2 separate regions of the Homo sapiens genome follow, and region 1 is linked to region 2. Evidence: read pairs that join two places in POLR2A ChIA-PET (ENCODE). Cell type or tissue: OCI-LY7. All regions are shown on one strand. Each heading gives the region's core, and the rest is flanking DNA. Links, peaks and the distances in the headings are about the cores only. Region 1 has its middle 31 kb from the start of DYNC1I2. Region 2 has its middle 68 kb from the start of DYNC1I2.

Region 1 (5,387 bases), core at 243-5,242, 99 kb after region 2:
TTTTATGGGGAAACTCGTGTCATGGGGGTTTATTGTACAGATTATTCCATCACCCAGGAATTAAGCCCAGTAACCAATAGTTATTTTTTTCTGCTCCTCTCCCTTCTCCCACCCTCCACCCTCAAGTAGGCCCCCGTGTCTATTGTTGCCTTCTTTGTGCTCATGAGTTCTCATCATTTAGCTCCCACTTATAAATGGAAACATGCGGTATTTGGTTTTCTGTTCCTGCATTAGTTTGCTAAGGATAATGGCCTCCAGCTCCATCCATGTTCCTGCAAAAGACATGATCTCATTCTTTTTTACTATACACCAAATTTCAATTCCAGTTTAAATTAAAGATACAAACGTGAAAAGCTAAATTTTTAGAATAAGTTATGAGAAAATATTTTTATGACCTTAGGTTTCTTAAATAAGATACACAAAGTTCTAACTGAGGAAGTGTGATGAATTTTACTTCATTAAAATTAAGAACTCCTGATCATCAAAAGACTACCATCAAGAAAATGAAAAGACAAGTCATAATCTGGAAGAAGATATTTGCAACACACATAACCAACAAATCACTGGCATCTAGAATTTATGAAAATTTTACAAATCAATATAAAAAGAAAAAACGTGATAGAAAAATGAGCAGAAAGCATGAACAAACATTTCACAGACAAGAAACAGGAATGACCAATAAACATGAAAAGATGCTTAACCTTATTAGTAATCAGGGAAATACAAATTAAGATAATGAGGGGATACCATTTACATCCACCATATTGGCACATACTTAAAAGTTGGAAAATATCAAATACTAGCAAGACAGTGAAGCAACTGGAATTTTCATATACCACTGATGGGAATATAAATGGATATACCTACTTTGGAAAACAGTTTGCCATTATGTAATAAAGGTAAATACAGGCATACTCTGTGATTCTACTCCCTGTATGTATAACCAATAGAAATCCATTTATATGTTCACAAAAACATATATATTCATAACATATATAATGAATGTATTGAGTTTCCAACTCAAATGTCCCCCAACAAAAGGATGGATACGAAATGGTGTTTAAGCTGTAGATTCCCATGGAACAGTATAAACGAACTACAGCTACTAAGATAGAGATGATTTGTTTTTGAAATGGAGTCTTTCTTTCTTTAATTTTTAATTATTGTGGGCACATAGTAGGTGTATATATTTATAGGGTACATGAGATGTTTTGATACAGGCATGCAATGTGAAATAAGCACATTATGGAGAATGTGGTGTCCATCTCCTCAAGCATTAAGGACAAACAATCCAATTATACCCTTTACAGTTATTTTAAAATCTGCTATTAAGTTAATGTGTTATCAAATAGCAGGTCTTATTCTTTTTTATTTATTTATTTTTCCTTCCTCCCTCCCTCCCTCCCTTCCTTCCTTCCTTCCTCCTTTCCTTCCTTCCTTTCCTTCCTTCCTTCCCTCCCTCCTTCTTTCTCTCTCTCTCTCTCTCTCTCCCCTTCTCTCTCTCTCTTTCTCTCTTTCCTGTCTTGCTCTGTCACCCAGGTTGGAGTGCAGGGACACAATCTCAGCTCGCTGCAATCTCTACTTCCCGGGTTCAAGCAATTCTCCTGCCTCAGCCACCTGAGTAGCTGGGACTACAGGCATCCACCACCATGCCTGGCTAATTTTTATATTTTTAGTAGAGATGCGATTCCACCACGCTGGCCAGGCTGGTCTCAAACTCCTGACCTCAAGTGATCTGTCTGCCTCAGCCTCCCAAAGTGCTGGGATTACAGGCATGAGCCACTGTGCCCAGACTTATTAATTCTTTCTAATTATTTTTGTAGCCATTCTTCTACTATCTATGTCCATGAGTTCAATTGTTGTGATTTTTAGATCCCACAAGTAAGTAAGAACATGTGAAGTTTGTCTTTCTGTGCCTGGCTTATTCCACTCAACATAATGATCTCCAATTCCATCCATATTGTTGCAAATGACAGGATCTCATTGTTTTTTATGACTGACTACTACTCCCTTGTGTATATGTACCACATTTTCTTTATCCATTCATCTGTTGATGGACACTTAGGTTGATTCCAAATCTTAGCTATTGTAAACAGTGCTGCAACAAACATTGGAGTGCAGATGTCTGTGTGATATACTGATTTCCTTTCTTTTGGGTATATACCCAGCAATGGGACTGCTGGATCATATGGTAGTTCAATTTTTAGTTTTTTGAGGAACCCCCAAAGTGTTCTCCATAATAGTTGTACTAATTTACATTCCCAGCAACAGTGTACAAGAGTTTTCTTTTCTCCACATCCTTGACAGCATTGGTTATTGCCTGTCTTTTTGATATAAGCCATTTTGACTGGGGTTTGAAATAGAGGCTTGCTCTGTTGCCCAGGCTGCAGTGCAGTGGTGCAATCATGGCTTACTGCAGCTTTGACCTCCCAGGCTCAAGCAATCCTCCCACCTCAGCCTCCAGAGTAGCTAGAACTACAGGCATGAACCGCTATGCCTGGCTAATATTTAAAAATTATTTTTTTGTAGAGATAGGGTCTCATTATATTGCCCAGGATGTTCTCGAACTTTTGGCCTCAAGTGATCCTCATGCCTAGGCCTCCCAAAATGCTAGGATTATGTGCCTGGCCAAGAGCTGAATCTTATAAACATAATATTGAGAGGAAAAGCCAGTTGCCAAAGTATTCACAAAGTATATTATATAAAGTCTAAAACCAAAGTATATCATATAAAGTCTAAAAACATGCACAAATGAACCATTTATTGTTTAGGGTTATAATGATATATGGTAAAAACAACATAAAAACAAGAGAATCATAAGCAATTTCCGGATAATGGTTATCCGAGAGTAAGGTTGGGACTAGGGAGAGGCAAATAAGGGGCAAACATGGGTACATGGAGTCCATTTTATTTTTTAAATTTAATTCACTAATACATACATGTTATAGTATATGTAGTTTATAAAATATTTCAGATGGAGGAAACTAACACTATCTTAGCTATACTCTTAGAACTAAAATAATTCTGATTTTATAAATGGGGCAACTGAGGCTTTTGATTGTATTTATCAGATTAATCTAAATCTGGGAAGTATTGATGTTAAATCTTAATAACCTGAGAAAAAAGGAACAAAATGCCAGGAGAAAGAGGAAGTTAGAAAAGAGGAAGTAGAATGATGGTCAGAGAGACAGAGAAGAGAAAGAAGAGATGTCTGGACAGAGCTAATTTAGGAATACATTTTGGTGTTTTTAAAATCCGGTTACCACCTGCTTAACCTCTCTGCTAAAAAATAATGCACTTAGTAACATCACCAGTCTATATTCTCTAATGCAGAGAGTAAACACTTGCCTGGTATCTTGCCTCTAAATGTCTCTAGATTCAGAACACTGGTTACCTGGGAGAACCCATAGTCTTCCACCATCACACTGTAACACTGATTAGTTAACCATATTAGTTAGTTGAAGCCTTAGATCTGGAGATGATGAAAGTTAGAGCCAGCTAAACTGGAGGAGTGGTGTGGCAGGGAAAGAAGGAAGCCCAGGAGGTTGGACACAGTAATCCTAGGCTGGAGAAGATACAGGGAGGATGAGAAAACAGAAATTTGGGTGCCTAGAAATCTGGCCCTAGAAAAGGGAAGGAATAGTTTTGTCCAAGATCAGTCCTAGCCTGAAAAAAGAAGAAAAGGGAGAAGTAAAGAAAAGGGAGAACAGACCATCATCAAGTCAACTCCATTAACTTTGTGTGTGTTTCCATTCATGAAGTTTTGTTATAAACTAGTGATAGGAAACTTTAAAAATCTAATATTACCTAAGGTGGGATTACATGATTCCCTTATAGGAGGCTGATATGTGGTAGGATTTGGGGATTTTGGAGATGGTCCCAAATCTTAGCTAAAAGTATGTCCACAGTCCCCATTAGGTGTCTGAAATTCTGTTAGGGAAGGTCTTCATGACTTGTCTTCCCTCTGCCAAGGAAAATGGCAAATGTTTCTTTCTAGAAGTGCTTTTTCTTTGAAGGCAGAAAGTTCTATGGGCTGACCTGCTGAATGTAGCCTAGAAGCTGAGCCTGATATAAAATTTTAGGAGATAACTTAAAGTGCCATCAAGCTTAAGTGAAAAGGATGCAGGGCAACTTTTCAATCTGCAGACCCTGTTGTCAAGGAAAAGCCAGCACAAATGGAAACCCTCAGGTGGATACCAGCTGACTCCTTGCCACCGCACCCTACCGCTCTCTCTGATCTGTTCTGCCTCAGGTCTCTTGGCAGACAAAACCCATTAGATATTTAGTTTGTCAGTTTATGAGGCTTTGCCTCATCTGGCAAACCTTTTTTTTTTTTTTTTTTTTGAAATGGAGTTTCACTCTTGTTGCCCAGGTTGGAGTGCAATGGCGCGATCTCGGCTCACCACAACCTCTGCCTCCCAGTTTCAAGCGATTGTCCTGCCTCAGCCTCCTGAGTAGCTGGGATTACAGGCATGCGCCACCACGCCCAGCTAATTTTGTATTTTTAGTAGAGATGGGGTTTCTCCGCATTGGTCAGGCTGGTCTCAAACTCCTAACCTCAGATGATCCGCCCTCTTCAGCCTCCCAAAGTGCTGGGATTACAGGCATGAGCCACCGCACCCGGCCCAGCAAACCTCTTTCTAAGTGACATCTGTTGAAGGATTAACATGTTAAGAGAAAATATACTATTGACATTTTGGTGAGAATGAGTTGGTTATATTCTTTCCTTCTTGAAACCCAGAGATGAGCAGGGCAGAGAGGGAATAGAAATGTAGCTGGGGTCATGGAAAAGAAAGGAATCAATTTTGAAGTGCAGAGTAAGGTCCAGGAGGAGTGGTCTATGTGATGCCAGAATGCAAGCAAGGTCTTAGCATCAGGGAGGTAGGTAATGGCAAAGAAAGCCTGGGAGGAGACCACCCAAAGGACTTGTTGAGAGTACCCAAAGACAAAGCCATGTGCCATAGTGTGTTACTACATGAGTTCCCAGACATATGTGTCTGGCTCAGTGATCCGGAAGGTTTCTTCAATCTTGCTAAATAACTTTACCTATGTCAATATTGTATATAGTAAAGAATTATGGTGGGATGTGCACAAAGTATTAACAGTGCTATACATTGGTTGTGTCTGAGGAATTTTAAGGCTGTCTCCCTCTTCCTTTATTATTTATTTTTCAGGTTCTCATGGTTGAATTTCTACAATGAATTTCTACACTTCCTAAGTAGTCACTTCTTAGGAAGTTGCTTGACTCCTCCAAATTCCTTCTTTTCTAAGAATATTCCCAATGTGTAAAAGTAGGCCCCAAGGGACTTTGTCTGCAACATATGACCCTGTCTCCCTTCCACTGATGATGAACCCAAGATTGGGTTAAATTAATTAATTAATTAATT
Region 2 (5,387 bases), core at 102-5,101:
AATGAGAAATGACAAAGGGGATACTGCCACTGATCCCACAGAAATACAAACTACCATCAGAGAATACTATAAATACCTCTATGCAAATAAACTAGAAAATCTAGAAGAAATGGCTGAATTCCTGGACACATACACCCTCCCAAGTCTAAACCAGGAAGAAGGTGAATCCCTGAATAGACCAATAACAAGTTCTGAAATGAAGGCAGTAATAGTCTACCGACCAAAAAACGTCCAGGATCAGACAGATTCACAGCCGAATTCTACCAGAGGTACAAAGAGGAGCTGATACCATTCCTTCTGAAACTATTCCAAATAATAGAAAAAGAGGGAATCCTCCTTAACTCATTTTATGAGGCCAGCATCATCCTGATACCAAAACCTGGCAGACACACAACAACAAAAAAAGAAAATTTCAGGCCAATATCCCTGATGAACATCGATGTGAAAATCCTCAATAAAATACTGGCAAACTGAATCCAGCAGCACATCAAAAAGCTTATCCACCACAATCAAGTTGGCTTCATCCCTGGGATGCAAGGCTGGTTCAGCATAAGCAAATCAATAAACATAATCCATCACATAAACAGAACCAAAACAAAAACCACATGATTATCTCAATAGATGCAGAAAAGGCCTTTGACAAAATTCAATACCCTTCATGCTAAAAACTCTCAATAAACTAGGTATTGATGAAATGTATCTAAAAATAAGAGCTATTTATGACAAACCCACAGCCAATATCATACTGAATGGGCAAAAACTGGAAGCATTCCCTTTAAAAACCGGCACAAGACAAGGATGCCCTCTCTCGCCACTCCTATTCAACATAGTGTTGGAAGTTGTGGCCAGGGCAATCAGGCAAGAGAAAGAAATAAAGGGTATTCAGACAGGAAAAGAGGAAGAACTGTCTCTGTTTGCAGATGACATGATTGTATATTTAGAAAACCCCATCTCAGCCTAAAATCTCCTTAAGCTGATAAGCAACTCCAGCAAAGTCTCAGGATACAAAATCAATGTGCAAAAATCACAACCATTTGTATACACCAATAACAGAGAGCCAAATCATGAGTGAACTCCCATTCACAACTGCTACAAAGATAATTAAATACCTAGGAATACAACTTACAAGAGATGTGAATGACCTCTTCAAGGAGAACTACAAATCACTGCTCAAGGAAATAAGAAAAGACACAAACAAATGGAAAAACATTCCATGCTCATGGATAGGAAGAATCAGTATCATGAAAATGGCCATACTGCCCAAAGTAATTTATAGATTCAATGCTATCTCCATCAAGCTACCATTGACTTTCTTCACAGAATTAGAAAAAACGACTTTAAATTTTATATGGAACCAAAAAAGAGCCTGCATAGCCAAGACAATCCTAAGCAAAAAGAACAAAGTTGGCGGCATCACACTATCTGACTTCAAACTATACTACAAGGCTGCAGTAACCACATGGCATGGTACTGGTACCAAAAAAGATATATATATATATATATCAATGAACAGATCAGAGCCTTCAGAAATAACACCACACATCTACAATCATCTGATCTTTGACAAACCTGACAGAAACAAGCAACAGGGAAAGGATTCCCTGTTTCATAAATGGTGCTGGGAAAACTGGCTAACCATATGCAGAAAACTGAAACTGGACCCCTTCCTTACACCTTATACAAAAATTAACTCAAGATGGATGAAAGACTTAAACATAAGACCTAAAACCATAAAAACCGTAGAAGAAAACCTAGGCAATACTATTCTAGACAGAGGCATGAGCAAAGACTTCATGACTGAAACACCAAAAGCAATGGCAACAAAAGCCAAAATTGACAAATGGGATCTAATTAAACTACAGAGCTTCTGCAAAGCAAAAGAAACTGTCATGCAAGTGAACAGGCAACCTACAGAATGGGAGAAAATTTTTGCAATCTATCCATCTGACAAGGGGCTAATATCCAGAATCTACGAAGAACTTAAACAAAAAAACAAACCTCATCAAAAAGTGGGCAAATGTTATGAACAGACACTTCTCAAAAGAAGACACTGATGCAGCCAGCAAACATGTGAAAAAAAGCTCATCACTGGTCATTAGAGAAATACAAATCAAAACCACAATGAGATACCATCTCACGCCAATTAGAATGGCGATCATTAAAAAGTCAGTAAACAACAGATGCTGGAGAGGATGTGAAGAAATAGGAATGCTTTTACACTGTTTGTTGGTGGGAGTGTAAATTAGTTCAACCATTGTGGAAGACAGTGTGGCGATTCCTCAAGAATCTAGAACTAAAAATACCATTTGACCCAGCAATCCCATTACTGAGTATATACCCAAAGGATTATAAATCATTCTACTATAAAGACACACGCATGTGTATGTTTATTGTGGCACTATTCACAATAGCAAAGACTTGGAACCAACCCAAATGCCCATCAGTGATAGACTGCATAAAGAAAATGTGGTACATATACACCATGGAATACTATGCAGCCATAAAAAAGGATGAGTTCAGCCAGGTGTGGTGGCTCACGCCTGTAATCCCAGCACTTTGGGAAGCTGAGGCAGGCAGATCACAAGGTCAGGAGATCGAGACCATCCTGGCTACCATGGTGAAACCCCGTCTCTACTAAAAAATACAAAAAAATTAGCTGGGCGTGGTGGCAGGTGCCTGTAGTCCCAGCTACTCAGGAGGCTGAGGCAGGAGAATGGTGTGAACCCAGAAGGCGGAGCTTGCAGTGAGCCAAGATTGTGCCACTGCACTCCAGCCTGGGCAACAGAGCAAGACTCCATCTCTAAATAAATAAATAAGTAAAAAGATGAGTTCATGTCCTTTGCAGGGACATGGGTGAAGTTGGAAACCATCATTCTCAGCAAACTAACACAAGAACAGAAAACCAAACACTGCATGTTCTCACTCCTAAGTGGGAACTGAACAGTGAGAACACATGGACACATCACACACTGGGGCCTGTCGGGGGTGGGGGGTTAGGGGAGGGATAGCATTAGGAGAAATACCTAGATGATGGGTTGATGGATACCACAAACCACCATGGCACGTGTATACCTATGTAACAAACCTGCATGTTCTGCACATGTACCCCAGAACTTAAAAGTTTTTTTTTTTTTAAGTTGTAGAATCACTTTCTAGAAGCCAGAAGAGTAATCCTAGTTCCTCTCTCTCACAAAGAGTTGCTCTGTGGTCTTTTAAATATGTAGTATTATATGTAGGCTTATTTGAGCTGAAAACTATCATAAAAGTAGTGCAGCAACTTGGTTAAGTACACAAGTCTAAAATCAAGACTTTCTGTGTTTAGTTCCTAAACTATGACTCACTTAATGTCCCTAGTCCCAGGGATATGCTGGACCTGGCTTGTACCAGCCCAATGACAGCCCATTATGTGTGTATCTTCCCAATTCCATTTTCATTGATACTACATTTGTTGTTTGCAATTGGCCATGGTGGGAACATTTACATCATGCAAATTGGCTACAAACCAGTTTCCTCTTTTGTAAATTAGCAATATTTCCCACATCTGTGTGTGTATATATATATCATTTAGTAAATGCTCAGTAAATAGTAGCAGTTATTACTACTACATGGTCAGAATGTACACAGGCCAGTTCTTTGTAAGGCAGAGGAAATGGTAACTTTAGAAACAGCTGTACATTTCCACTAAGTATAAAGTAATGGTGAAAGACCTTTGAGTAGGTTCTCATATCACTCCCATCTCTATTTTTTTTTTTTGAAACTTATACTGATTTAGCGCTCTCTTTCAGAAGCAGAATAAAAAAGCTAAGATAAAGATTATAAGTGAATCCTAACCGGTCAGGAAGGCTTTGTGTGGTAAAGCAGCTGTGTCAGCAGAGATATCTGAATTTCTAGGAGCCTGTTTTTAACCTCTAACAGCCAGGAGATAGAGCCTGAAAAGCTTACAGGAGCTACTGAAGATCAGATACTGAACCTGTTGAAGGTTATTTACTTATCACCTTCCATAATACCAATGCTTCATACCTGTATGGTGCTTCATAGATTAGCATGCATTTTCACATATATTCTGGGTTTAATTCTCAAACTTCTCTGAGAAGTGGTAGATGAAGGAATAGGCTTAGAGAGGTGAAAACATTTGCCCAAAGACATGGTTAACTGAGTATCAACACAAGTTGACTCTTAACATTCAAGGCTCTTAGAACTGGAAATATAAATTTCAGGACTACCATGTTTGAAAGGGCTAATCTACCAACTAAATATTAACATTTGGAGTCGATTATTTCCTCTCAGTTGATACAATTCCAATTAAAGCACATCTTCTTGACATTCATTTAGCATTTTGGGGCATGTGATCTACATGAATGTATTATTCCAGTTATTCCCTGGTAACACTGATACTGCAGCACTCATTTTACAGCAAAGAGGGGGAAGGTCTAGAGAGGTGAAGAATTTGTGTAAGATGAGGAGCAGGCAACTCAGGGGCAGTCTTTTTTGTATTACACTGTATTATTCCTTATTGGACTTTTAGCACAAAATAAAAATTTTTTCTTGATACAAATACTACTTAAGTTACTCCTGAGTTTGAGGAAGAGTAAGGCTCATCATTTCTTTTACCTCTAGAAAATGAAGTTTCCTTCAAATCCATCTTAAGAACCCTTAGTGTACTGACAAATCATGACTATATCAAACATTATTAGAAATGAGGCCCATTAATAAGGGCCTAGTCATTTTACCAAGTTTCTTCCTCAGTGGGTATTTATTAAATCAGGTTTTGACTTATTTCTGGAAATCATATTTTGGATATAGTAAGAGAGCAGGGCTCTGCCAAGCCAGATATGAAGCAGATAAGAGCTATTTCTGCAGGACTGATCTCAAGGTGTCCTGTAAGCCTGACAGCCAATACACAGTTCCTTAAGGAACAAAGGTCTTCCTTTTAGTGATCATCTTCTCACATGAGCACACATTATTTCCGAGAGGACTAACCCTAGGGAAGGGAGAAGTACTATGTAAAGAGCATAACAGCTGAATAGCTGTTGTTCCTAGATTTGTATAGAAGTGACTGATTCCGGTTCTGCCACTATGTAACTGTATAGTCTTGAACCAAGTTTGTTCTCTCATTGATTCAAAAAAGGAGTTCCACTTGCACTTTTCAAAGGCTCCAGATACCACAGTCGATGTTCTGTATATAACAGAAGAGGAACAGCTGAGTCTAGGATGGAAATTCAGAGTGGGTCATTTTTTTTTCTACTAAACATAATCTGTAACTTTATCATAGAATGTAATAAAACGTTCCTAGAAAAAGTATCACTGATGAAAAGCAATTGGTATTTTTCTCAGTTCACTGCTACTCCTGAACACTTGAGGATTCTGCTGAGGGTTTAAGTTATGTG

The links. ChIA-PET counts read pairs that join two places held together with the same protein. Peaks named below come from ENCODE experiments on the same cell type or tissue, not always from the same donor. Only the 100,000 strongest peaks of a DNase experiment are listed, where the experiment ranks them.
Region 1: POLR2A ChIA-PET joins it to region 2 with 6 read pairs; 2 of 35 experiments call an interaction of 5 or more read pairs at or near these places.

Annotation. Positions count from the first base shown.
Region 1 is chr2:171,653,604-171,658,990 of GRCh38, reverse strand. No RefSeq gene overlaps it. Among named protein-coding and RNA genes, the nearest start is that of DYNC1I2, 31 kb to the left of the region's middle. In OCI-LY7, for the core only: no CTCF peak of the experiment used is centred there; a DNase peak (open chromatin) is centred at 3,230; H3K4me3 peaks cover 1,050 bases; H3K27ac peaks cover 2,117 bases.
Region 2 is chr2:171,752,698-171,758,084 of GRCh38, reverse strand. No RefSeq gene overlaps it. Among named protein-coding and RNA genes, the nearest start is that of DYNC1I2, 68 kb to the right of the region's middle. In OCI-LY7, for the core only: no CTCF peak of the experiment used is centred there; no DNase peak of the experiment used is centred there.